2 separate regions of the Mus musculus genome follow, and region 1 is linked to region 2. The links are chromatin loops, found by intact Hi-C in ENCODE. Cell type or tissue: left cerebral cortex. All regions are shown on one strand. Each heading gives the region's core, and the rest is flanking DNA. Links, peaks and the distances in the headings are about the cores only.

What was found. Hi-C counts contacts between places; a loop is a spot of excess contacts. Peaks named below come from ENCODE experiments on the same cell type or tissue, not always from the same donor. Only the 100,000 strongest peaks of a DNase experiment are listed, where the experiment ranks them.
Region 1: it touches region 2 in a loop (2.7-fold over the local background); 1 of 42 quality-filtered maps calls a loop at or near these places.

Annotation. Positions count from the first base shown.
Region 1 is chr12:110,707,822-110,719,034 of GRCm38, forward strand. No RefSeq gene overlaps it. Among named protein-coding and RNA genes, the nearest start is that of Hsp90aa1, 17 kb to the left of the region's middle. In left cerebral cortex, for the core only: a CTCF peak has its summit at 6,150 (motif pointing right); no DNase peak of the experiment used is centred there.
Region 2 is chr12:111,000,868-111,012,080 of GRCm38, forward strand. All of the region lies in intron 1 of 6030440G07Rik (RIKEN cDNA 6030440G07 gene), which reads left to right. Among named protein-coding and RNA genes, the nearest start is that of 6030440G07Rik, 12 kb to the left of the region's middle. In left cerebral cortex, for the core only: no CTCF peak of the experiment used is centred there; a DNase peak (open chromatin) is centred at 5,349.

The DNA.
Region 1 (11,213 bases), core at 3,650-8,649, 290 kb before region 2:
GGAGGGAAAGGCGCAGGCAAAAGTGGGAAGCTGCGTGATGGGTTCCATTGTGGCTGCCTCACAGGGAGCTTAAGGGGAAAAGTGGGATGCCAGTGTGTGAGCATGGCTGCGGTCTGCTGGGAGATAGTGGGAAAGCCATCCCGCGCTGAGATACCCTTTATGATAAGTATGCACGCACGCACGCACGCACCCACGAACACGAGTCTCGAGAACCCCCAGGCTGGCTTCAAACTCACTAGAAGACCTTGGATTTTTAATCCTCCTCCCTCCCAGAGCTGAAACTGTAGGCATGTGCCACTGTCAAGTCTTGTTATTTTAGGTAGATTTTGCTGGCAGGTGGATTTTGGATTTAAGAGACACAAGCCTACATACAAGGAGGCAGCGAGCCATTGCTGTGGTCCAGTCAGGACTTGGGGGAGTTCTGTGACTGTAAGTGCCTGCAGTCTCTGCTTCTACACTGCTGTGTTGACACCAGTAGAACCTGGCCTCTCCAGGTCTTTGTTTAAAAACAGTCCTCCAGACTGGCGCTTGTTCACTTCTAAAAGCATTCATCCATAATTACGGGCTTGCTCCTGGTAGTATTTTGTTTTGTTTTGTTTTGGTGGTGTTATGGGTTGAACCCAGGACCTCAAGCCTACTTAGGCAAGTAATTTACTGCTATGGAACACCCTCAACCCTAAATACATTTTTTTTTTTTTTGTTTTTCGAAACAGGGTTTCTCTGTGTAGCCCTGGCTGTCCTGGAACTCACTTTGTAGACCAGGCTGGCCTAGAACTCAGAAATCCACCTGCCTCTGCCTCCCAAGTACTGGGACTAAAGGCATGTGCCACAATGCCCGGCTAAATACATTTTTTAGAAAAAAAAAAAAAATCTATTTGTGACCAAAATACTGGCTTTGACTTCAGTTCTCAGCAAATAACTATTAAAATTCTTTTGTTCTGTTAGTTAATTTGAGGTGGGTTTGCAATGAGTGTGTGTGTGTGTCCACATCCAGAAGAGAAGTTGGAGCCCACGGAGTTGGAGTTACAGGCAGTTCTGAGCCACCTTATGTGCGAGCTTGGACTTGAACTTGGGTCCTCTGGAAGAGCGGCAAGTACCCCTACCTGCTGAGTCATCTCTCTAGTCCTAAGTGATGGGGGGGGAGGGCATTAAGAAAGTAAATCTGGTTATACAATGATATATTGACAGATAGATGAGAAGAGAGGTTTTAGTGGAAGGAAGTGCCAGTCCTAGCTCTGTGTTGAGCTATTTTATCGAGGGAACAGGCAAAACACACAGGAAAAAACTGAATCAGAAATGGATTTGGAGAAATATTAAAAAATACTCCCAAGCTGGATTGTTGGGTGGTGTGGTGGCTCAGCGGGTAAAGGTGCTTGCTCGCCACAAGTCTGATGACCTGAGTTGATCCCTGGGACCCACACAGGGAACGGAGAGGGCTGACTCCCACAGGGTTTCCTCCGACTTCACACTTGTGCTGTGGCATGCATACACACTCACACCTGCATCCGTGTGTGCACGCACATACAAATGAATGTTTGAATGTATTAAATTTAAAGTTATTCTGAGGGCAGGAAGAAAGAGGATGGGTGTCCTGCACCATTCTTTACAGTAATGCCGAGAGAAGGCAGAACATTCTGGAAGCACAGGACCTGCGGCTGATGCGCTCGCTGCAGCCTCTTAGGGCCTGGGGAGAGAGAACTTCATGCACGGGATCCATGCAGCCCTGCCGACTTTTTTTTGTTTTTGTTTTTGTTTTTCGAGACAGTGTTTCTCTGTGTAGCCCTGGCTGTCCTGGAACTCACTCTGTAGACCAGGCTGGCCTCAAACTCAGAAATCCACCTGCCTCTGCCTCCCGAGTGCTGGGATTAAAGGCGTGCGCCACCACTGCCCGGCCCCTGCCAACATTTTGGGGACTCTGCTCACCACTCTTCCTCAGAATAACCCCTGGTTGTTGGAGTTTTTTTGTTGTTTGCTTGTTTGTTAGTTTTTATAATTTATGGTTTTTATTTTTGTGGTGCTGGGAACTGAACCCAGATCTTGCCCATGCTAAATGCTATACCACTAAGCTTATACTTGCCTTTGTAAGGACAGTGCTCTCTCAGGCCTGGCCTTGAACTCAGAAATCCGCCTGCCTCTGCCTTCCAAGTGCTGGGACTAAAGGCATGCGCCAACACTGCTTGGCCTCAACTGTTTATTTTTTAACTTTTACAAAAGATTTTATTGTTTTATGTGCACCACATGCCTGTCTGGTGCCCTGGAAGGCCAGACAAGGGCTTCGGATCCCTTGGGACTGGAGCTACAGACCTCTGCAAGCCACCATGTGGATGCTGGGAACTGAGCTCAGGTCCTCTTCAAGAGCAACAAGTGTCCTTAGCTACTGAGTCATCCTTCCAGCCGCAGACCACACAGTGCTCTGCTTTAGTATTTTCTGAGAAGAGGGAGGTGGGATGAACTGGGACCACTATGGAAGAAAGAGAGCAGTGGACATGCTAAACAGACACATACTTGAAACCAGCTTTCTTAACAAACCCACAGGGGATCAAAATTTCCTTCCCTAAACCAGAGCAGAGCTGTCTGAACACAGGTTATAACCCTTAGGCAGAGTGTAATCTCAGGAGCAAGGGCTGAGAAAGGAAAGCAAGAGTGAACTTGTTCTTATGCGCATGTGTAGCTGGCATTCTGTGGGAGATAGGAAGGGTAGCCATAGCTATAATAGTGCTAAACGTGAATGAAAGGTGCCGAGTGTTGGTGACTATTTCCCATAGGAGGTAAGGTTTGGCAAATACACATGACTACTCCAAGCCAGGCTCCAGTCTACACACAAGATGCCAGATAGGAACAACGGATTCCTGGTTTCTGTGTTTTGTTTTTATTTTGAGACAGGGTCTCTCTGGGTAGCCCTGGCTGTCCTGGAACTCACTCTGTAGACCAGGCTGGTCTCAAACTCAGAAATCCTCCTGCCTCTGCCTCCTCAGTGCTGGCATTAAAGTTGTACATCACCACTGCCCGGCTCAGGTCCCTGTTCCTCAAAAGCTGACAACTGCCTGGGGAAGTGGATGTTCTTCTTAGTAGACACACATATAAAGTATCTACTAGTAGAAATCACGGGAAGTAGGCATGGATCAGTGGTTAAGAGAAATTACTGTTTTTCTAAAGGACCCAGGTTCCATTCTCAGCACACATGTCAGGCGGCCTACAACTGCTTATAACGCCAGCACCAGGGGATCCAGTGCCTTCCTCTAGCCTACATTGGCACCTGTACTCACATAACCACACACCCACACACCCATACCCACACACCCACACACAAGTTTAATGAGAAATCAATGTGACAAAATTGAAATTGGGGGTATGAGGGCAAACCTCTCAGAGAAAGCAGCCATTAAGCTATAACCTGAGTGAGCTGAGTGAACTTGGTGTCTGACACCTGTGATCTCAACATTTGGGAGGTTGGAACAGGAGGATCAGGAGTTCATGGCCAGCCTCGGTCATGTGAGACCCCATTTCAAAACAAAATAAATCCTATCATCTTTCCTCCCTCAACACACACACACACACACAAATCCCCCAAGCTGAGCAAGTGAATGGCAGAGTGAAGACCACACCCAGCTGAGGCGGGCTTCAAGAATGAGTGGCATGCTGTTGCCTCTGGGGGACAGAAGGGAAGGGAATCTGATTTGTGCAGAGGCTGAAGGCACAGGCATGACAGGTATGAGGAACTGTGGCTGCCAATGTTGGGATGTTGGGAAAGAGAGCTCGTGGAGATGGAACACCATGAGAGTTGGGGCAAAAAAACGAGAGCAGAGGGTGGACCAGCCAAATAGGAGTTTCCCATCAGAATCCGTTGTATATTTACTGTGCTTTGAGTAAATTAGAGGTGTGTGTGTGTGTGTGTGTGTGTGAGAGAGAGAGAGAGAGAGAGAGAGAGAGAGAGAGAGAATGTGTATGTGAGAGAGTGTGTGTGTTTCTCTCCCCCCTCTCCCGTTCCATCTTTCCTCTGATAGTGCCTTAAATCAAAGCGTAGGCTGACTGACATTCACTACATAGCTCAATGACTGGCTTCAAGCCCCCAGCGATCCTCTTAACCTCTGTTGGCTGTCCTGGAACTCACTCTGTAGACCAGGCTGGCCTCGAACTCAGAAATCCGCCTGCCTCTGCCTCCCAAGTGCTGGGATTAAAAGCGTGCACCACCACTGCTTGGCAGTGTTAAGTTATTTCAATTTAGAAATTTTGTTAGGGATGGAGAGATGTCTCAGCAGGTGAGAGCACTTAGGTCAGAGCACTGACTGCTCTTCCAGGGGTCCTTCCTGAGGTCAATTCCCAGCAACCACATGGTGCTCACAGCCATCTGTGATGGGATCCGATGCCCTCTTCTGGGGTGTCTGAGGACAGTGGCAGTGTACTCACATAAAATGAATAAATAAATAAAATAAATAAATAAATAATTTGTTTAATTACCACACAAAGTAATAGGCTTCATTGAAGAATCCTCAGATATATATGTTTTGATAACCCTCTTCCCTTACTCCTTCCTTGCATCCCCCTTGCCCACCCTCCCTGCTGTGTACCCTTTACCCCTAGTTCTTCTTCCAGTCACATGTGACCTGTATCACATGTATCAACCTTAAATTAAAGCCTTTGATCCAATCTGAATTGATTTTTGTGCATGAGAGATAGACTTAATTTCGGTCTTTTTCAGGTAGACACCCTGTTCTACCAGCACAACTTAAGTTTTCTTTCAATGTATGCTTTTGACGCGTTTTCAAAAATGAGGTGGCTGTATCTCTGTTGTTTTAGTTCTAAACTGATCTAAATGCCTGGTTTCATGCCAGTTCCTTGCTTTAAAAATGTATTATTTTACATGAGTGGATGTTTTGCCTGCACGTATGTCCGTGTAGCATATGTGTGCCCCTTGCTTGCAGAGGCCAGAAGACCTGCTGGATCATTAGGAACTGGACTTACAGAGTTATCAGCCTTCATGTGGGGGCCGGGCATTGAACCTGGCTCCTCTGGGAGAGAAACCAAGGTTTAAAGCACTGAGCCATTTCTCCAGCCCACCCCCTTGTTTCTGTTACTATGGCTCTACTGTATAATCTGAAGTCCAGCGCTGTGATACTTCTAGGAGTGTTCTGTTTCCTTTGATTTTTTTGTAGTCTTTTGTGTCTCTGATGAGATTATCTTTTCTAAGTCTGTGAAGAATATCACTGGGCTTGCAGAACAAGTCCTTTGAACCACTACTACCCAACCCAAATTTCTTCAAGTCTTAAAATTTGTTTAGAGTTTCTGCCAGGTGGGGGTGGGAGTGCACACCTTTATTCTTTCTTTTTTTAGATGTAACTTTTTTTTTTTTAAGATTTATATATTTATTATATGTGAGTACACTGTAGCTGTCCTCAGACACTCTAGAAGAGGGCATCAGATCTCATTACGGATGGTTATGAGCCACCATGTGGTTGCTGGGATTTGAACTCGGGACCTTTGGAAGAGTAGTCGGCGCTCTTAACCACTGAGCCATCTCACCAGCCCGGGGGTGCACACCTTTATTCTTAACACTGAGTGGGCCTGGTCTACAGAGTGAGTTCCAGGACGGCCAGGGCTACACAGAGAATCCCTGTCTCAGAAAACCATGAAACCAACAGTTTTTAAAAAAAGATTTTTTTTTTTCACTTTTAATTTGATGTGGGTGCTGGGAAGCAAAGCCAAGTCCTTTGCAAGAGTGGTGTGTGCTTTTGAGCCATCTCTCCAGCTCCTATGACTTAAAATATTGTTTATTTTGTGTGTGTGTGGCATGTGTGCCTGGCATGTATGTGGAGATCAGAGAACAACTTACAGGAGTCTGTGTCCTCCTTCCCCATGTGTGTTCTGGAGATTGAGTCAGTACTTCCTTTCCCCATGTATGTTCTAGAGATTGAATCCAGGCTTTCAGGCTTGGCGGCAAGGGCTCTCTCCCACGGAGCCATCTCACCAGCCTTTCTTCAGGCCTTTGTCGAATGCTTTTTCTGCATCTATTCAAATGACCCTGTGGTCATTCTGCCCCAGCAGATCCTTATATGATGCATTACATATACTGATTTGCATTATGAATCAATCTTGCATCTCTAGGATGGATACCGCTTAGTCATGATGACCTCTTAAAATTGCCTGTGCACCGCATGTGTGCAGTGCCTTTAGTGGCCAGAAGAGGGCATCAGCTAGCTCTACTAGGACTAGTGTTTTACTCAAACTGCCATTTGACTTCTGGTAATTGAACTCAGATCCTCTCGAGGAGCAACCATTGTTTTTAACCAATAAACGATCTCTCCAGCCCTAGTTTTGAGTTTTTGTCTTATTGAAATGGCCGGGTTGTTTTGAACTCTACTTATTAGTATGTGTACAAGCTCAGGTACTCATGCCCCATGGGGCACATGCAGAGGTCAGAGGCCAACTTGTGTGAGTCAGTTCTCGAATTCCTCCATGGGCTACAAGTCTAGAACTCATGTCCTTGGGCTTGCAGAACAAATACTTTTAACCACCAAGTCATTTTTACCAGTTCTTTTAAAATAACCATTTCTTTCTTTCTATGTCTGTGTGTGTACACTTGTGTTCTTATCTCCCATCTCCCACACAACTTCAGGACGACTTCCTCATTTTCTCAGCGTCTTCAATCGGTGATAGATGTTTATGGGGGCCGGGTGTGGTGGCGCATGCCTTTAATCCTAGCATTTGGGAGGCAGAGGCAGGTGGATTTCTGAGTTCAAGGCCAGTCTGGTCTACAAAGTGAGTTCCAAGATAGCCAGGGCTACACAGAGAAACCCTGTCTCAAAACAAACAAAAAAAAAAACAAAAAACAAAAAACAAAACAAAACAAAAAAGATGTTTATGGGAGGTGGAATGCAGGAAAACATGGCCTACTGTCTAGAAATCTCTATTTTGTGTTAAGCTGCATGTTATAGCTTTGAGGGTACCCTGCACACTGCCCGCAGGGCCTCACGTCCTCAGTGGTACAAGTATCCATACCTGTGGTAATCTAGTGTTCCGTCATTTACTGAGTTCCAGACAGGCAGAGGGGGCTATACAGTCTCGGAAAAAAAAAAAAAAAACAAATAAATAAAGTGTCTGCTGTATATTGAAATAAACAACAACAATAAAAATTCTAAACCAAACCAAACAAACAAAATACTTGCTATGTGGCCCACGTTGGCTTTGAACTCACAGTGATTCTCCTGTCTCAGCTTATGAGCGCTGAGATTCCAGGAATGTGCCATCATATGCAGTTTGGTTTCTTGTTCTCCCCATATTTTAATTCTTAAGGTTTTTGTGTGAAGTAAATTGCTATTTTAATATGACATGGCACTGTATTATGTGAGGAAACTTTTATACAATCTTTTATTGTATCTTTCTTTTTTTTCTGAAACACAGTCTTGCTTAGCCCTGACTGGCCTGGAATTTGCTTTGCTAGTCTTGTCTATGAATTATAGGCATAGGCCCCATGCTCAAGTGTGTCCTTTTGTAAGAAGAAGAAGAAGGAGGTGGAGGCAGAGGCGGAGGCGGAGGAGAGTTAGAAGAATGACAAGAAGAATCAGAAAAAGAAAAAAAGAAAAAACAAAAAAGCAGGGCGTGGTGGCGCACGCCTTTAATCCCAGCACTCGGGAGGCAGAGGCAGGTGGATTTCTGAGTTCGAGGCCAGCCTGGTCTACAGAGTGAGTTCCAGGTCAGCCAGGACTACACAGAGAAACCCTGTCTCAAAAATTTTTTAAAAAATCAAAAAATCAAAAAAAAATCAAAAAAGAAATTAGTTAACTCTCTGACTCTTCTCTCTCTGACCCCTTTCTTCCTCTCTCCTTTCCTCCCTCCCTTCTCAATGTGTTCCTGGCTAGCCTCCTCCTCCTCCTTCTTCTTCTTCTTCTCTCTCTCTCTCTCTCTCTCTCTCTCTCTCTCTCTCTCTGTGTGTGTCTTTCACTGTCCCCTCTCTTTCTCTGCCACTACTACCTTCTCAATTCCCTTTCCCATGCCCCCAAATAAACTCTATTCTATACAAAAGAAAGAGAGAGAGAGAAAGAAAGAACTGGCTAAGCTGAGGAGATGGCTCAGTGTAAGAGAACCTGAGCCCAAGCATGACATCTGAGCTCCATCCTACTCTCATATAGATAAAGGTAGATGTGGTGGTGTGTGTAGCACCTGCAGTCTCGGGACTCCTACTGCGAGAAGAGGGTCTCAGACAGAAAAATAAGCCAGAAGCTCATGGGCCAGGCAGCCTAGACTATTCTGTGTGGTGACAATCCAGGAGATACCCAGCCTCATCCTGGCGTACAGCTCCAAGTTGCCCTTTGACCTCCACATGAATGCTGCGACTGTGCCTGCCTGCACTCTCCTCTCCACAAAAAACTGCTTGAGGGGATGAGGAGATGGCTCAGAAGATAACGTGCCTGCTGTGTAAACAAGTGGAGCGGAGTTTAATTACCAGGGCCAAGGCAAAGTCAGGCAGAGTTGAGTGCCTGTAATCTCACTGCTAAGCAAGCAGAGACAGGGAGCTTTCTGGGGCTGGCCAACCAGCCAATCTAGATGAATTAATTACTGAGCTCCCGATTCTCTGAGAGATCAAGTTTTTAAAACCTAAGGTGGAGGGGCTGGGGAGATGGCTCAGCAGTTAAGAGTGCTTCTGCTCTTACAGAGGACCAGAGTTCCGTTCTCGGCGGTACCCACTCTGGGAGGATCATTGGCCTGTAACTCCAAGGGAATCCAACATCTCTGGTCTCTGAGACCTACAACTTGCACACACATACCCACACCAACACACACCTAATTTATTTATTTGGTTTTATGAGACAGGGTTTTTCTGTGTAGCCCTTACTGTCCTGGAACTCCATCTGTAGATCAGGTTGGCCTTGAACTCAGAGATCTGGCTGCTTCTGTCTCCTGAGTGCTGGGATTAATGGTGTGCCTTGGCTAGCATACACATAATTTAAAATAAAATAATCTTTTGGCTGGGCATAGCCGTACACAACTTAAATCCCAGCACTTGGGAGGCAGAGGCAAACTATATATATAGTTTGTGGACATATCCCCACATAGACACACATGTTATTAAGAATAATACAAATAAAAAAAGGTGAAGTAATTAAGGAAGACACCTAATGTCTACCCCTGGCCTCTATATGCACATATGTGTGCACACAAATGTACAATGCACACACACACAAATAAATTACAAAATTATTTGAATCAGCTAATTTGGTCCAGGTTGGCCATAAACTCAAAATCCTTCTGCCTCGGTCTCCCAACTTCTGGGATTACAGCCATGTGTCATTGCGATGGCTACTTTTAATTTTCATTTAGACTGGACTAAGAGGAGCTTAGAGGATTGGTGAAGCGGACTTCCGGGTTCGTCTGCCAGAATGTGAAGTGGAAACTTCCAGTTTCTGTGGAAAGGCAGTCATGTCAAATGATGTTTGGCTGGGGCACACAGGTGAGAGAACGTTTTGCTAAAGCAAACACAGGAAAGAATGTTTTCCTGAAGCAGACACAGGTGAAAGGATGTTTTGATATAGCAAACGCATGAAAGGACTCCATAAAGGAGTAAAAATGTGACCCCACAGACAGTGGGAGACAAGCGTTGAGAATTGGTTTGCTCTGCCTCTTTATTCTTCGCTAAGGACACATGTGCATTGGTTTGCCTACCTGTAGCGCTATTGAGTTCAACTCTCATTGAGAGAAACTCACCCAAGAATTGTACCTGAGGTTCCTACAGCAGCTAGCTGCTTCAGCGGCCTTGCCTCAGGCTAATTGGCAGTTGTCTTCAGGACTGAACTGCTGGGTCATGCCTGGTGTTTGCCTGCCGAGAGGACTGACTGGTCTGCAGCTGCTGAGTTGTACTGTGTTTGTTACAGGTTTGAACTACTGAAAAAGATCAAGCTTGCCCCCAAAGAACTATTGCTGAACAGATCCACTTCCCCCACATTCTAACAACTTTTCTCTTCCACTGCTTCTGCTGGGTGCTGGTCTAGAGGAGAGGTTGAACCCTTATTAAAAGGAGGTTGCAAAAACAATGTATGCCTACAGAACCTTTCCAGAGGAAATGTAAGCAATGTCTTGAACACAGGAGGCATTAGCTATAGGCTAGGGGTCCAGATGGAATAAAGAGGAAGAAGAGAGGACTGGGCTGTAGGTCAGTGGGAGAGCACTTGCCTAGCATGCAGAAGACTTTGGGTTTGATCCCTAGCATCACACACACACACACACACACGCACGCACACGCACACGCACACGCGCGCGCACACACACACACACACACACACACACACACACACACGTTTCCCAGCACGGTAGCACACAGCTGTGACTCCCACACACAGAGGGTAGCAACAGGAGAATCGGTTCAGGGTTCAGGTTCAAGGGCATCACTGGCTCCATAGCAGGCTAGAGGCTGGTCTGAGCTGCATCAAATCCTGTTGGAAAAAGGAAAAGGAATAGGAAGAAGATGAGAAAGCTAAGCGGCGTGAGGAAACACTCAAGCTCCACTCTTCTTGAACAAATGTCTCTCACAGCTGCTGTCGTCATGAGCTTCAGTCCAGTCTCTAGCTTGCTGCAAGACAAGCTTGCTTGTCTTCTACCTCGGAAAGGCACTCATGACGGTGGCTCCCACAGTGTCCAGCCCTCAGCTGGTCCTGGACCTGGTTCATTGTATCCTCTTGTTTTGAGGATTTCAGTTTCTTGTATTGAACAGCAGCTACCAGGTTGTTTGGGTGACTGTATAAGCCAACCTAAATCTCTGGTAATTGTGCTGTGTGTGTGTACACATGTGCATACACACACACATTTTGAGGAAGGGTCTCACTATGCCTGGCCTAGAACTACCTATGTAGACCAGGCTAGACCAGGCTAGTGTTGACCTTGTAGGGTTTTGCCTGCCTCCACCTCCCAGGTGCTGGGATTAAAGGCCTGCACCACCACACCTGGCCTATGATGATATATTTTACTGGTTTAGCTCCTTGGCCATAGAAAACCCTAATGCGGATTTGGGTACTTGGAGTGGCTCTAGAGAAACAGAATAGTTAGGATGAATCTCCTTAGTTGGACCTGTGGTTTCTGGAGCCGACGCTCTACTCTGATTACACGTGAACTTGGTAGGCCCCTTCCCGATAGCAGAGAGCAGGCTGAGGATAATCCCTGGCTCCAACTGTTAAAGGAAGCACGGAGAGCAAACACGTTTTATACTCATAACTCACCACTCAGGA
Region 2 (11,213 bases), core at 3,339-8,338:
GGAAGCCCATCCATAGACTGACCACAACCTACTGGAGGTGGCCTGGTGATAGCATAGCCAACCAGATGCTTTCCTGGATCTTGGCAAATGTTGGATCCTAAGGGTCCGGTGAGGAGGACCTGGCCTCTTGCAGACTTTAGTCTGGGTCAGTTGCATGAAGTCCCACACCTTGGACATGAAGAGAGGACTGGGGCCAGGGCTGCCCACAGCTTGATTTTAACCTGGCCACCACCAATGTTAAATGTCAGTTTAAGCCATCTGTCTCACTCCAGAATCACCCTAACCATTCCAGCGTTACTATACCTTGAACAGAATTCACCATCGTCCAAGCGCTGCTCCTCCATTGGTGAACTCATATTCACAGCCTCACTATTCGCAGGGGCCAGAAGGCAGGATGCCCCACTCATCTATGGGGGACACTTGGATAAACATCGAGGGCTGCTCACACTTAGAAGGGAGGGCGCTTCTACCAGATGCTTTGACAAGGGTGACCCTGAGAGCAGGCCTAGGGAGGTCAGCTGGTCACAGCTGAACGTGAGTGTTTTCCCAGAGGGATCAGGGTTCAAGGACAGCCCATCGGCGGACACATGCCTTTCATCCCATCACTCAGGGCACAAACAAAGGCGAATCTCTTGAGTTCAAGGCCACCCTGGTCTACAGAACAGCTGTTCCAAGTTCCAGAGTTCCAGATAAACTTGTGTTACCGAGTGGGACCCTGTCTCAAAACGATGAAAAGAAGTCTGGCATTGTGGCCCGCCATCTTTAATCCCCACTCTAGGAAGTAGAGGCAGGCGGATCTCTGAGTTTGAGGTCAGAGTGAGTTTCTGGCAGCTAGGGCTTCATTTTCTTCCTCTAAGATTGCTTAAGATTCTAAGAATGCTTCCTGGGAGAAACTGAAGCCCAGAGGGATGCAGGCTCCCAGGTTCACATCCATAGAGGGATGCTTCTATGAGGTCTGGGATCACCTTCAACTGAGAAAGAGGTTTGCTAGGCCTGGAGTCATAGGTGGGGCAAGGTCCTGACAAGAGAGCCCTGCCTGTGTAGTCTCCTCCTCAGCTGACCTCTATCCCTTGTCCATGCCTTGGTTCTCCTGGCATGATGACCCGAGATGCAGCCCCAGATGTTTGTCAGGACTGAGTGTAGTCACAGCACATACCCTCATGCCACAGCTGGAGGAGGCTGGTCTCCTGAGACAGGTAAGCACCGCCCTACTGTCTGTCTCCTCAGAAGGGAGGGGGGCTTCTCTGTGGCTGAGTCCAGAGAAAGATGGCCAAAATGCAAGGCAGAAGCATTTCTTGTTCTGCCTGCTGTGGACTTATGGGCTGGTTGTGTATGCTGCCATGCAATGTCTAAATGAATTGTGCCTTAGACAAGTGCATTGAGTGGCCAGTCATACTTGGTGCCAAGGCATCAGATGATGGGCTTGGGATGTGCTTTGAGATTATAAATCTCTGTCATGCACACACAAATAGTTGGAGAACACACACACACACACACACACAGAGGCTTGTTGGATATTTGACCCTAAGCTGTATGGTCCTAAGATTGAGGGGCTGCAGCCAAGCATGGGGGGGGGCGGGCTAAAGCACGATGTCAATCAAAGGCAAGGACCTGAACCCAGGATGGTCCTTACTGTCCTTGATGTCTCACACCTGGATGTCAGGGGCATCCTGTGGCATTTGTGCATCTAATCCACAGGTGCTCAGTCAGGCCTCAGCCACAATTGGGTGAACCAGGATCACACACAGCTGCTAGCAGGAGAGGCCTGTCCTCCTCTGCTCTGGGCCAGAGGCACCTATTGCCACGGTGCCCTCTCCAGCAGGGGTCGGTGAAAAAAGCACTACTGCAGCTTCTCTATCCAGCTACATCAAGATATCCAGAGATCTCTGCTCAGTGGGAGGGTGAAGGACCACAGCCAACAGCCAACTGTGTCGCTTAACCAAGCCAGGATGAGCCAGGTATCCACGTCCATGGTAGAGGAAGAAACTGAGGCTCGGCCGAGGGTATACTTACTCACATGAGATCCATGTCTTTTGCTCCCATTCCCATTCCTCTAAAACGCACGCACATTGTGTTTAGGCTCAGTGGTGTGAAGGTGAGTACGCTGATGTTGTAACATTTGCTTCTCCCCAAAATTCCTCTTTTTCTTCTGACTTTACACACAATTAAATGATTTCAGTGGTTCACATTCTGAGTTGGAGAGGAAGATTTGAAAGATACTGAGAAAGAGGAAATACACGACGGGTGGGCCCTGTGGCACCTGTCTATGACGCTAGCGCTCAGGAGATAGAGGCAGGATGCTCTCTGGAAGCTCAAGGCCACATTGAGATCCTGAGTTCAGGCCAGGCTGGGATAATGAAGGGCATAGGACAGAGATGTGTTGACTGACCAGGACACAGGGATAAGTGGGAGAGGAGTTTAACAAAGAGAGTAAAGCTTCCCCCAGGTTCCAGGAGCCGCCTGGACCATCACACCTGCAGGTAATTAAACATGGTGTTGCTTCCAAACCTGCTCATCTCACTGAGCAATCCACAGCATCCGCAAAGCACACAGGTTTTAAAAGCTGCATTCCAGGCTGGAGAGATGGCTCAGTGGTTAAGAGCACTAGCTGCTCTTCCAGAGGTCCTGAGTTCAATTCCCAACAATCACATGGTGGCTCACAGCGTCTGTAAAGGGATCTGGTGCCCTCTTCTGCTGTGTCTGAAGACAGCTACAGTGTATTCACATCCATAAAACAAATAAATAAGTTTTTTAAAAAAAGCTACATTCCTAGAGGTTCTGTGCCATCAGACTTAGAAGACAGGCTCTTTCAGGAGCTCCTGGGAGCTCTAGGCCCATCCCCCCACCCTTAATTAAGAATTCTTCACTGGGATTCACCTGATGGTACACACCTTTAATCCCAGCCCTCAGAAAGCAGAGGCAGGTAGAACTCTGAGTTCAAGATCAGCTAGCACACACAGCAAATTCCAAACCAGCCAGGGCTACATAGTAAGACTCTGTTTCAAGAAGAAGAAGAAGAAAAAAAAAACCTTAAAAAAAAAAAGGCTTTATTTGACTTTATGTGTGTGTGTGCTTGGCTTGCAGGCCCTGTGGCAGAGGAGGTCAGAAGGAGATATTCAATCCCCTGGAGCCAGAGTTAGGGGTGGTTGTGAGCCACCACTTGGGTGGGTGCTGGGAACTGAAGCTGTGCTCTCTTCTAGAGCAGCCAGTGCCTTTCCCTGCTGAGCCAGCTCTTCAGCCCCAACAATTTCTGACTAGGGTTGCATCAAGTCAGCCTCGAACCTCCGCTCACCCACCACTTGAGAACCGAACGCTTTGTTCCCAACCTCTGGGCACCTGTTAGACATAATGGCGTGAACCCTTAAACAGTAGCCCAGCGGCAGAAGTGACTGTTGCCAGAGCTGGGCGTGGCTTGCCTGTGATCCCAGTCTTAAGAAGGTGGAGACCAGAGGATTCTGTCATTGGAGGCTCTGTAGTTCTAAGTCATCCTCAGCTACACAGGGCGTGGAGACACTGCCCAAAATAGTAACAGTCACCCAAGATTGATGTTTCGAAATGATGCTTTGAGTAACTTCACCTTCAGATGGCTGTGGGTTTGGGTATAATGAGACCATTGTGAAGAGGGAGTGGGACATGTCAGAATTGGAAGGCTCCTCAGTGTAGGTTGCTGCCTTTATGTCTCTGAGTTCTGTGTTGACAGAAGTGGCAGTGTCCCCCTGGCATGTGGGACAGGCGGCTCCTACACATGCAGAAGTTGCCAGGGAACATGCATGTCAAAAAGCACGATGAGCCCTTTGCTCACCTGCTAGTCCCCAAGTCCCCAAGTGATACTTTGTTTTGTTTTGAGACAAAGCTTCACTATGTATCCCAGGGTGGCTTCAAATTCACAGTGGCCTTGCCTCCTGTGGGCTGGGAATGCTGGTGCAAGCCACCATGGTTCTAGTGACATTTTGATTTTTTTGTTGTTTTGAGACAGGGTCCTCTGTAACTCAGGCTAGTCTTCAACTCACTAAGTAGCCAAGGATGTCCTTGAATTCTTCCTCATCCTGATTTCTTGTCTCAGGTGCTGGGTGTGTATAGGGGGTATGTACAGATGTGTACGGCTACACTAGACTTTTAATCGACCTCTGACATTCATTGTCTCACAGTTCAGGCAGGTCAGGAACTCAGAAGTGGCTCAGCCCACTCCACTCAGGATGCAGTGGAGACAAGGCATCTATCTGCTGGTAGCTTTAGGCCCTGACCACGTGGACTTCCCCCGGGCTGGCTGTTCCGGGCTGTGGCCTCTAATACCCTCTAACCTCCTAAGCAAGAGGTTGACGCAAACTCCTGCAGTAGAAGTCATGTTCAACCTACCTGTAAAGTGACGCCATTCCCCACCCTGTTCTCTTTACTAGCCTGCCCTTCCCAGAATCCAGGAGTCAGTTTTGAGGAGACAGGATCCAGGGCCTCTGGGCGGCTACCTCTCACTATCCCCCATGACAGTCCTGGTTGGACAATCGAGTTCTGCTGAGGATTGGGTGCCTGGCACATCCTCCCAGCCACTCCGGGAACTTGGTGTCTAGGGGCACTGTCCTAGGAACAGAGAAGGGCCATATTCTATTCCCTCTGTCAACCTCACTAGAAGCTGGAGCTGGCCAGGATTCCTAAGGTCACGTGTTAGAACCGGAGGAGGAAGCTGAGTGGACAGGCTGGGCCTGAGGGGTCTGCAGGACAGACAAGGGCCGTGCACGACACGGGAGCTGGCCAGGTTGAGTCTGAAGCGGGAAGATGCTTTATGTTGGGGGTTGAGGTAGAAGGGAGAAGTGGGAGGGCAGAATTTACCCCAGACCACTGAGCCTTGGAGACTAGAGCAGACAGCTGGGGCCAGGGCCCTGGAGCACTGCAGGCTCAGAGCAGCAGACAGCTGAGGAGGTAACTGAGAGCAGTGGCAACAGGAACAGGACAAGAGGAGGTGAAGAAAGCCCTGCAGACGTGTGGGCCAGCACAAGGTGAGCTGGCTGTTGAGGCAGAATGGGGTCAAGGGTCAAAGCAGGCAAAAGTTTCCGTTCGGGGGGGGGGGGGTAAGTGGAGAGTAGGTGCCTGGTCCAGGCTCAGTGGGTCAGTACAGGCCCAGGCTTCACTAAGCTGAACATATCCAGATGTTCCCTCCCAGGTGGAGGCAAGTCACGTGTCCCACCCAGAGGTGGGACTCCTGCCCCAGCGGGTCCAACCTGTTTGCCCTACACCCTGCCCATGACCGTACCACTGCCCACAGTTATCCCTGCCTGGGAACTACCATGCATCCCAGAGCTCTCAGGCCAGGCTGGCACACTGTTTAGTATTGCCTCCTCCAGGAATTCCACGGGCCTTGGACTTTTCCCAGGTCTCTGGAGTGTGTGTGTGTGTGTGAAGCTGTGGGAGGGATGTAAGAGATAGCTGCTCCCCAGGGGTAGACATTCGGTTTCTCTACAGTGAACTTCCAACGCTCACCTGGTACCACAGGTCTGGAAAGTCCTGTCCTCCTCACGCCTCTCTGACACACCCCGCCTCCACTGGATCATCCTTAGTAGCTGGGCTGGGGCTGGGCTGGGCTGGGGTGGAGGTGGGAATAGGGATGGGCTGGACTGGGGCCAGGCTGAGGCTGGAGCTGGGCCAGGACAGGACCGGGGGCTAGGGCTGGGGCTGGGGCTGGGCCGAGGACTGGGCCGGGGCTGGATGGTAGAACTCTTGCTGAGAACACAGTCTATTGTTCAGTCCCCAGGACCACACTCAAACAAGAAATTCTCTCCAGCAAACACAGGCACCTCCTCCTTGCTCCCCTGATTGCCTCTGAGCAGAGCCTTGAGAGGCTTGGCCACTGAACCTGTACACTGGGAGAGCTGGAGAAGCCCAGCATGGGCAAGGCCAGCGCTGAGGGCCTAGTCTACTGTATCCAGATTGTTCTCTCGCCTAACCTGCCTTCCTCTCCCTTCTTCAGACGACTAGACCTTTCCTGTCCTTCAAGTCCTCTCAGGCTCAAAGCCTGACTGAGCTTGAGACAGTGAACTCTCTCTGGCCTCATTTCCTTGACCGTTAACTGGAGGCAAAGGAAATCCCCCCTCCTCTGCTGAGGCATCAGGAGAGATGGGTGGGCAGTGGGTGCTGGCGTGTGCATGCACACACACACACACACACACACACACACACACGCACACGCACATGCACGTGCATGCAGACAGGCACACACACTGCTCCCAGCCTCCAGGTCTGGCAGGACAACTACACTATACACGGTTGGTGGCACTCTCCATTGTGGCACCCCAGCTATTTGAACCCACTAGGTGCCCCTTGGCCTGAAAATGGAAACTGGTGCACAGAGCCCAAATCAGGGATAGGAAAGGTCCTGTGGCTCTGCTGTGTCGTGGGGTAAAAGGCCCTTGCACCCCAGGCAGTCAGGCAGGCCTTGCCAAGGGACACTACTGTTTACTGCTAACATCAGCTAGGAAAATCACCCAGAAAACAGACTACGGAACCTCAAGAGGCCTGCAGTCCCACAGGTGCCCTGGATGCTGAGGGTTAGGCAGGATTCCTGAGATCTGAATCCAGACCCAGCCAGATGATCTGCCTATAATTGTGGGCTCCAAATTCCTCAGCAGGTTGCCAAGGTCACCTCCTGGGTCCCTCTGGCTCAGGTTTGGACATGCAGCCTGGGTTCCCAGTGTCAGTGGAGCCCTGGACATGCAGTCTTTACTCGTATGGTGCTATTTGGTCCCTTAGCTCAAGATTATAAGGGAACTTTGAACCCTGTCACAGCCCTGGTGTTTAAAGTAAATCTGGTGGCTTCTTAAACCCCAGCCCCTCCCCTGCAGCCAAGCTCCCCCCACCCCTGCCCCAACTGCTCTATCCCTTGACCTCATGTGGAGGAGCCTGATAACCCATTTTACAAGTGGCATGTAAGGTCGAACAATGTCTTAGCCAGGAACCTAACTTCCGGTGTTCGTTCCTGTGTAAGCCTCCTGCTCTCAACCCCTTCCCCCTCCCCCTGGAAACCCCGTCTCTACTTAGTGACTCACTGCAAGTCTAGATAAAGTTCTTTGTTACTGCCTTGAAGCTACTGAGGAGGACACACGGAAGCACACACGCACGCACACACACACACACACACACACACACACACACACACGCTGCCGCTCTCGTCACTACCTCCCCAGCACTACCTAGGTTGGACCTCTTCCATGGGGCCTGAGACAAGGCTTCCCATCACCGTTTCCCCACCACTGTCTCGAGAGGCCTGAGAGCTCTCGGAAGCCGGATCTTCTGAGGCCTGAGACCTGCGCCCACTCTTCTGTGTTCACCCTCAGGGGTCCCTTGCCCGTGTCCATGGTTCACTTCTTCTATGGAAGGCATCTTCTTTTTTCCAGGAACACATTGCTCTTCACCCTGCAGGTGGCAAACCGCAGTCCCCCGTGTCTTCCATTGCTGGGCCCAGTAATTAGCAAAAACTCATTAGTTTATAGCCTGTCTCTAGGCCCTACCGGAAGCAAGTACAGACTCATCCCCACTGAGGCCACCTAAGTCAGGCGGCTCCTCCAGGAGTCAGGAGACAGAGCTAGACAAAGGATCCTGGTGCTAGACAAAGGACGCGACCCTTCAGCAGGGCTACGGCTGCCTGCCCTTGACCCTTGAGTCTTGGGCTCCCGTGTCTTTAACTCCTGGACTTGGCTTATTTCCTGTATCTAAACCAAGTGGTGCCGCCAGCCTCAAGGTCCCTGTTTTCTGTGTCCATTCTTAACAGGTGTTGTCTGAAATAGCCTTTGGCATGCTTCCAGTGACACAGGACACAGCCTCCTTGGTGTGCTCTCTTGGCAGGTGTGGGCTTAGAGTAGGGAAGGCTACAGCCGGGGACTACACCCTGTCAATTACTGGAGTGATCCGTGTCACAGATCCAGCATGATGAGGGTGGGGCAGAGAGCGCGGCAGGCAGGAAGTCCAGAGATCTGGAGGGTGAGTTTCAATGGGACAGTGAAGGAGAGGGCGTTCCAGCAGAGAAAGCTGGGAGATGCACTGAGACAAGGATCCCCTAACTCCCCCGGGGTGGAAGTGGCCAAGGGGGCAGAGGCTGCTGCCTGGGACTGGGGGCCATATGCAGCCTTTGGATGTGAGCCCAGCAGCTCCAAGGAGCCTGGCCAGGGTATTGCCAGACTGCATTTAGTGTATCCCTCTGGGATCTGTGTCTTGTCAGGCTCTGCCTGCTTGAGAAGAAAAGGCTTGCTTCATCGTTCAGCATGACCCCCATGCCTCCTCCATCTCTGTAGCTGTGTGGAGAGCAGAGGGTTAGATGGGCACCAGGCCCCGGTTTGCAGATGTTTGTAGACTCCAGGGAGATGCTTGGCCAGCCAAGAAAAAGGGCCAAGTTCTGCCTGCACCATTTAGGGAAGTTTCCAGGAAGGTGCCTGAGGCAGAAGAGGGAGAGGTAGGAGGGAGAGGTGCCAAGAGGCAGGGTAGCGGGAGGGGTTCAGAGAGGGGGATAGCACAGAAGCAGGAAAGAGCCCTGACATGTTCTACCTGTGTGTCTGTCTCTGCTCAAGGCTGTGAAGGTGCTACATCCAGCACCCATAGCTGTACTCAGAGAGCATCAGAGGCCTGCTTATGCAGCTGCAAGGTTAGGGTGTGTGGGGGTGGGATCGGACCCTGAACAGAGGTGAGGCAGGAAAAATCACGCTAAAACTAAGACCTATCTATCTGATTGGAGAGGCTTAGCCATGGGCAGGGGAGAAGTTTGGCTAAACATGGAGAATAAGCCTTGCTCAATCCTCTGTTTCCTCTGGAATCTCATTGACAACAATAACGGGGGGGGGGGTGGTTTAAAGGAATAAAGAGGTGACAACTCTGACATGGGAGTCATTGTAGGAGATAGAAAACAGATAGGATTCAACAGAAAAGCAGCAGATACCATATCTCTGCGGACCCAGCAGACCGGGTAGGGCTGTTGTCGGGAGCTGAAGGAGGCAGGGCTGGGACAATGTGACAGCCTGTTGACAGAAGGTAGCAGGCTGCTGGGCCCTGTGGCAGACATCCCCAAGGTTCCCTATGACTTCTGGTTTCTAGAGCTTGGACAAATTTCTCCTGGAGTCCAGACAGGGCCTGAATGTCACTTCTGAGCTATAGAACACGGCCCCTGGTGACAGATCTCTGGTGGTTTCATTACATCATGCCAGGGCTGCCTAAGCAGGACAGAAAGCCAGCTTCTGGGCTGGATCTCTGAAGGAGGAAGCCATGCAGAGGAGCCCATGGCTTATAGCCTCCAGCCAGGCAGAGCCAGGACCCTGCACTATTAGGAAACCAAACCCACTGACAGCCCAGCGTTCAGGAGGCTGAGGCAGGAGGGCTGATTTAAGTATGAGGTCAATCTTGGTTACATGGAGTACAAAGACGGTCATTGTTAAATAAACAGACCTTGTCTCAGGAAACAACAGAGGCTGTAGAAATGGCCCAGTTGCTCAAAAGCCTGCTGTGCAAGAGTGAGGGACGGAAACTTTAGCACTTGTGTAAAAAGCTGTGTGCGAGCCAAGCTGCGTGGCGCATGCCTCAAATCCTGCCACTCAGGAGGCAGAAGCAGGCAGATAGAGCTTTGGGAGTTCAACCAACCTGGTCTAAACAGCAAGTTCCAGCCCAGCCGAGGCCACATAGAAAGATCTTGTCAAAAAAAAAAAAAAAAAAAAAAAAAAGAAAAAAAAAGAAAGGATACTTGTAATTCCAGTTCGAAGACAAAAAGATCCTTGGGATTCTGGTGTCCAGGCAGCCTTAGTGAAGGAGACCCAAGGTCCCAGGGAGAGATTTTTTTTCCCTCAAAAAGCAAGATGCATGGACATCTACACACATATGCACTCGCATACATGTTGTACTGGCTAGTTTTGTGTCAACTTGACACAGCTGGGGTTATCACAGAGAAAGGAGCTTCAGTTGAGGAAATGCCTCCATGAGATCCAGCTGTAAGGCATTTTTCTCAATTAGTGATCAAGGGGGATAGGCCCTTGTGGGTGGGGCCATCTCTGGGCTGATAGTCTTGGGTTCTATAAGAGAGCAGGCTGAGCAAGCCAGGAGAAGCAAGCCAGTAAAGAACATCCCTCCATGGCCTCTGCATCAGTCCTGCTCCCTGACCTGCTTGAGTTCCAGTCCTGACTTCCTTGGTGATGAACAGCAGCATGGAAGTGTAAGCCAAATAAACCCTTTCCTCCCCAACTTACTTCTTGGCCATGATGTTTGTGCAGGAATAGAAACCCTGACTAAGACACATGTGAACACACATATGCACCCACACACATGTGAACATACATATGAACTTACATGTGAACACGCGTGCACCTGCAAACAAAAAGCCACATGCACCTGTATAACAGAAATACACATAAATGGACTTATGCACAGAGCCTGGCACGGTGGCTTATACCTGTGACCCTCGCACCTGGGAAGCTGAGGCAGGTAGGCCCACAGGTTTGAGGATAGCCTGGGCTACATAGTGAGTTTCTAGCCAGCCTGGCCTATAGAATGAGAGTCTGTCTCAAAAAACAAAACTAAAATAAAATAAATAAATGAAATCTAAGTGATAAAAATAAATAACAAGGAAACAGGAAGAAGGAAAGGATAACAGTTAGCATAACTAGGGGGTGGGCCTAGGAATGAGAGACTCCAACTAGCGGGGGGCGGAGGGTGTCTTAGCCAGAGAGAGACTGAAGGACAAGTCTCCAGGGAACTGGCTCACTATGCCCTGCACAAGGCTCAAAAAGTCCTAAACCAAGGTACATGACTGAGCTCTTGGGAAGCACCAGAGGTATGTTTAAGTCCCCAAACACCTTTGCAGAGGCATAAACTTCGTCAGTGGGAGCAAGGAGCCAGGCATAGTGGTTGAGGTCTGTAATCCCACCACTTAGGAAGTGGACGGGATTTGGAAGAAAGCCAAAGTAGCAGAATTGATGTTGGAAAGGATTCATCTCTTAGGAAACATGAAATCACACAAGGCAGAATGTAGCTGAGGGAACACTGCCTCCCCAGCACCCCAAAAATGTGGACTCTGCTAACCAGGCTGTTAGGTAGGGTGTACAGCCTTAGGGTGTAAATGTCCGTTCACCAGGACTGACCAACCCCTCAGACCATTCCTGAATAACAGCCAGCTCAAGGGCCGTGCAGGCTCAACCAGAGTCCTGGCCTGCCATGAAGCCTCCAGTTCTCCTCTTGAGAAAAGCATAATCCTC